2 separate regions of the Homo sapiens genome follow, and region 1 is linked to region 2. A link is an interaction called in ENCODE POLR2A ChIA-PET data of the cell type or tissue named here. Cell type or tissue: PC-9. All regions are shown on one strand. Each heading gives the region's core, and the rest is flanking DNA. Links, peaks and the distances in the headings are about the cores only.

Evidence for each region. Peaks named below come from ENCODE experiments on the same cell type or tissue, not always from the same donor. Only the 100,000 strongest peaks of a DNase experiment are listed, where the experiment ranks them.
Region 1: POLR2A ChIA-PET joins it to region 2 with 5 read pairs; 2 of 35 experiments call an interaction of 5 or more read pairs at or near these places.

Annotation. Positions count from the first base shown.
Region 1 is chr10:3,476,676-3,479,597 of GRCh38, reverse strand. All of the region lies in intron 3 of LINC02669 (long intergenic non-protein coding RNA 2669), which reads left to right. The region is part of intron 1 of LOC105376360 (a long non-coding RNA gene); the gene reads right to left. All of the region lies in intron 1 of LOC124902538 (a long non-coding RNA gene), which reads right to left. Among named protein-coding and RNA genes, the nearest start is that of LINC02669, 25 kb to the left of the region's middle. In PC-9, for the core only: no CTCF peak of the experiment used is centred there; a DNase peak (open chromatin) is centred at 1,687; H3K27ac peaks cover 2,082 bases.
Region 2 is chr10:3,387,554-3,390,475 of GRCh38, reverse strand. All of the region lies in intron 1 of LOC105376360 (a long non-coding RNA gene), which reads right to left. Among named protein-coding and RNA genes, the nearest start is that of LINC02669, 110 kb to the left of the region's middle. In PC-9, for the core only: no CTCF peak of the experiment used is centred there; no DNase peak of the experiment used is centred there.

The DNA of each region.
Region 1 (2,922 bases), core at 300-2,799, 89 kb before region 2:
CCAAAACTTTATTGACTCAAGTAATTCCTAAAAGCCCATTTCTCAGAAGAGCCTTCTTGGATGTGCGAAAAAGACACAGTGCCTTCCACACACACACACTCCTGTGATCCCCAGCTTGCTCTCCTGCGGGGGAACTTGTCACCACAGGCTGTGGATGCTCTGTGATGGATTCCGCATACACACTCTCGTTTCTGTGTTCACTTGTCCACAAGAGCTGTACATCAGCATGGCCTTGCCTGAGATTTTAATGCTTAGAGCATGCATTCATCTCCTTGCTTCTCACCAAGATTCCCTTTCTTGGTGCAAAGCTGGATTATCAGGCGGAGGCCTAGCAGGCAGCAGAATTGCACTCTTACCTTTCAGAGGAGAGACACTGATGGAAAGACTATTTACAGATTTTGGGGCAGAGCTAAGGGTCTCTGAAGGGGTGCTGGGGCCGCTTGAGCCCAGCAATAGCAGGAAGGCTGGAGAGAGCAAGGAAGGAAATGGAGCTGCCAGCACTCAGTGGGACATGGAGCTACGGAGAAGCAGCCGACCAGCGGTGGCCACTAACACCCTGGATGGACACAGGGGCTGCCCGTGCGCTAATGCTCCAAGAGCAAAGAGAAAATACCACATCCTCCCTCTTCTCCGTCCTCCTGTCTCCAGCCAGTGACTTTCATTGGCCAACCCCACAGGAAGGCAGCCAGCCAGGGAGCTGGTTAGTACCATCCTTTAGGGTCAGCCTCCCAGGACAAGATCAGGACATCAGTCATGGAGAATGGGTGAGAGGCAGGGGATGGAGTGGGAAAAACCCAAAACCTGTTGATTCTCAGTATAATCAGCTGGCAGAAGGTTGGGCCATTGGGAAAGGAATCATCAGATGTTGAGTTTGCTCAGATGTAACCTTGACTTAGGAAAAGTTCCTTTTGGAATATCAGCTCCAGGGAGACTGGTTGCTGTCATGTTACTCAAGGATGAACCCCCATCAGTTCCAGCAATGCCTGGCACAGCTTACGGGCTTCATTAGTGAATTAATTAATTAAACATTTAACATGTCTTTGAGTAAAAAAAAAAGTGTTGGGTGTTTTGTGAGGGCTTCTGATAGAACAGTAGTTTGTCCATGTTTTCCCACTTTCATGGGGGCGGAAGTCACCCTGGATGAGTGGGATTTATAAAGGCCATGCCTCCAAATGCATGAGAAACATGAGGCTGCAAGGCTGCCTCTGAGACTGGGAGTGAAACCCTCCTCTCTGGGTCTGTATCTTCTCTCACTTCTACATCCTCTTTCCCAGAAGTATAAATTATGATGCTCATTGAACCCTCCCAGCCTCCTCCAAATTTAGAATTTTAGAATCATTTTATTTTAAGAAATGTCTTTTAAGGTGAGCAAATTCACATCATCAATACATGTTGGCTTTAACCTTCAGATCCGGTCACAGCATTTCTGATTAAACTTCTTACCTCCCTGCTACACCAAGCCTTTGAAATATTATTTTACAAAATAGTTGCTGTTGGACATAAATAGAATTTCTCTCCTGCTCTATTCTGTGTGGCTTACTCGTATATCTTCTGTGTCCATTTCCACCATTTCCTCATTCTACCTGATGAAATCTATGCTATGGGAAGACAGGCATTTTTGACTCCTTTGTTTAACAACGTATCTCAAAGAACTAGAACAGCAGCTGACTCATATAAGTGAGCAACAAAAATGTGTTACACAAGTGAAAGGTTTCAGTGTTTACGCCACTTGAGACATTGCCCTAGATGCAGTGGGTGTTACTGTGAGAAATCATAGCCTCAACCTTTGAAATACTTGTAGTCTAGCATAGCACAGAAGAGCAGGGACTTTATTCTGAATTATCCTCTAGCTCTCACAAGAAAAAAAGAGGTGAGGAGAAACATCAGAAGAGGAGAGAAAATAAATTACAATGAGTTACCTTATTTTCCTGTAGGTATTGGGCATTTGCACTCTCTTCCTGTGAAATATATATGTATAATTGTTACTTTGTAATATTTTCACATTCATTTATAAAAGTAAAGATGTCCATTATATTTATATATCACTCTGTTACATATATTGTGAGGATGTTTTTTCTGATTCATCATGGATCACATACTTTGTTTTCCATATCAATTGCCGTAAATGTTTATTAACGAACTCGTAAATAATCATATCTGTCAACATGGTTTTAGAATGAGAGAAAATATAAACAGAGAAATGTGCCCCTGGTGGGGAAAAAAGAAAAGGAGAAAGAAAAGAAGGCTCTGTAGGTTTATGTGCGATGCTTCCAAAACCCCACAAATGGAGCTGCTCACCAGCCGTCCTGCAGTGCCTGTCCTGGGGCCCTGTGGTCACCAGAGGGTCCATGTGGGGTAAATCCTACTGTGAAACTGGGCTCACTCTCTCTGCGGCTCCCATCTGCCCTATTCTACCCATGTCTCTGCTTCTGCTATTGCTGTTTTCTATGCCTGAATCCTCTTCTTCTCTCCCATCTCCTGTTTGCCTGGCAAACTCCTACTCATTCCTCAATGCCCACTCACCCACCCTTTTTGCTGTGAGAGCTTCCCGGCTCACTGATCTTTTAAGATCTTGCTACTACTATGGTTGATAAGAACAACAGCTTACACTTCCCGAGGATTTGTAACGTGCCAGTACCTGGAATGAATCAATGTCTTTATGCATTTCTCTACACTAAGTCCTCAGAGTACAGAAACCACAGCACAGAGAAGTGAAGTGCCCAATTCAGCCCAAGTACACTTTGTCATTTCTCCCATGTATCTCTTTACCCATTAACTTTTGAGGGAAAGAACCGCGTTGCTCATTTCCTCGTATCTTCAGATCCCTGTACAAGCTGAACGCTTACCGGATGTGTAATAAGTATTCATTGAAGAGTTGGGTAATTACTCTCTTGAAATCCTGGGTATCTCATCCCAACTACT
Region 2 (2,922 bases), core at 298-2,797:
GTTTATTATGATGGAGCTTGGACAAACTACAAATGGGCACTGGGTGTATCTAATGCTGTATGTGAATACTATTCATTTTTTAAAAGTATATAATTCAAATAAACATTCTTTAATAAAAATGAAAAAAAGAAATAGTGTTAAAAGCACCAAAATTGTGTGTTATAATATTGCATGTACAATGAGATAAAGGTGATAGCCCTACCTGGTGTACAAATACTTAACTCTAAAGTCCTGAGTGTAAAAAACAAGAAATACAAAGCCATACAATAACTACAATGCAGAAAAGTTGCACTACAGAGCAAAAGGCAACAGTGAAGACGTTTGGAGATTTTATAGCATTTCTGTAAGTACTGCAAATCCCCACACTGGCTGCCAGGACCCCTGGCCGGATGGTGATCATGGTGCTGGGGTGTTGGTTAGATTGCACCTCCAGGGTAGCAGAGGGTGTTTGCTAATTATTGGAGTGGAGATGGTTACCAAGCCGCCTGTCTCTGAAAATCTTGCAGAGATATTTTCTTTGTACCACAAGGCTAAAATTAAGCAGTGCGATGTTTTGTGATATAAAAGTGTGGGTTTCTCGGCCAAAGAGTTTCCCAAAACTGTCACTGCCAGACTTTCCCAGGGACCAGCACTCCAGAGGGTTAAAACAGTTTCCCATCAGTGACTGTCTTTCAAGAGGTCAGCTGTGTGTGTGTGTGTGTGTGTGTGTGTGTGTGTGGTTGTGTGTGTTTGTACACAGATGTGTGTGTCACAGGAGAATTTTTTTTTAAACAAGTGATTTGCAGTTCCTATTCCCCTTGAGAAACTTGGCTTCCTAGCAAATTGCAATATGAAAAGCTGACTAGAATTTCTCTAAGATAATTTTAGCTCATTAAATGATTATCTTGTTGTAACTAAAACCCAGACACTGTGTTAAATATTGCAGATTTATGTAGAGAAAGACAGGATACCCGCCATGAACTGAGGGTTTATGTTCCTTCAAAATGCCTGTGTTGAAAGCCTCATTTCCAGTGCGATGGTATTTGGAGATGGGGTCTTTTGGCGGTGATTTTTTTATGAGGGTGAAGCTCTTATGAATGGGGTGAGTGTTCTTTCCTTCTCTCTCTGTGCTCTCTGACATCATGTGAGGTCACAGCAGGAAGACGACCGTCTGCAAATCAAGACTCCAGTCCTCCCCGATGCCGAAACTGCAGCTGGCACCTTAATCTTGGACTTCCAGCCCGCAGAACTGTGAGAAATCAGCATCTGCTGTTTAAGCCGCCAGTCTGTGAGATTTTGCTATGGCTGCTTGAGCAGACTAAGATAATACCTGCTATCAGTTCCGAGTAGGAGGTGCCTTCCCACTCTCAAAATATACACTTCATGTACATTTAGTGAAAATTCCTCTATCTCAATGTCCATTGGCACCTGCAGGTCCCCTTAGGAATGATTTGAACCATGCCCCTCATCCCCCACCCACCCCAGACTCTGCATCCACACAGACACTTCCAAATGACAGCAGGGGCTGCGTGCAGAAGCAGGAGGCTGGCTTCTTCCTCTTGTTGTTGATATACTTCAGGTAAGAGTTCTTGTCAATACTTTGGCTAAAAGCTTTGTCATTTATCCAAAGATTTGTGTCAACTATTCCTTCACACATTTCTTCCTTTATTTATGCATTGATTCAACAAATTCTGAGGGTTCTCTGTGTCCTGAACACACGCTTGAGGTACAGGATCTATCTTAATTGTACTCCCCATATACCATTTGAGAAGACTGAAGTTCAGAGAGGTCATGAAACTCACCTCATGCCCAATAGTCAATCCTGGAGGAGTCAGGGCTTGAACTCAAGTGATTCTGATGCCAAGGTCTATATCCCTACCAGAATAAGGACTTCCACAATATCTCAACCTGGCAAGCATAAGTACCTTATGATTACCCACCAGACATTATTTGCTATTTTAAAGAACATTTTATGATAGAACATTTTAAACATACATATATTAGAGAAAACAATTTAGTAAATTAGTAAATTTTCATGCACTCGTAACCCATCTTCACCAATTTCCAATATTTTTCTTTCTTCTTTCATCAATCTCTATCAACCTCCACATTTTTTAAGCTTCAAAACTTTAAAGCAAATCTCAATGTGTCACTTTTTGCACAAATGTTTTATTATATTCCAGAAGATGTTTTTATATTTAACCACAATGCCATTATCACTCTCAAGAAAATTGGCAACAATTTCTTAATAATACCAAATGCCCAGTCTGTGTTCAATTTTCACTGATTGTATCAAAATAAATGTCTTTTCCCCATTGGTTTGTTTATATCAAAATCCCAACGTGGGCCACATTGCATTTGTTGATTTCTTACCTTTCCTATCATCTACAACAGCTTCCATTCCTTAGCTCCACCTTTTTTTTTTGTTTTGTTTGTTTGCTGGGTCTTTGGAAGAAATGAAGAAACTGAGTCATGTGTCATGTGGAATCTCCCACATTCTGGATTTGGCTGTATCCCCGTGGCTCCCTGTCTATGACGTGGTTGAAGTGTGAGTCTGATATCTAGGCACATACAGAGGCTCCTCCCCATGGAGAGCTCTGCTACTCTGCTAGGCATTCCTGTTCCTTTTTTCTTTCTTTCTTTCTTTTTTTTTTTTTTTTTGAGACGGAGTTTCGCTGCTGTCACCCAGGCTGGAGTACAATGGCATGATCTTGGCTCACTGCAACCTCTGCCTCGCAGGTTCAAGTAATTCTCCTGCCTCAGCCTCCCGAGTAGCTGGGATTACAGACATGTGCCACCATGCCCCATGCCAGCTAATTTGGTATTTTTAGTAGAGACGGTGTTTCTCCCAGTTGGTCAGGCTGTTCTCAAGCTCCTGACCTTGTGATACGCCTGCCTCGGCCTCCCAAAGTGCTGGGATTACAGGCGTAAGCCACTGCACCC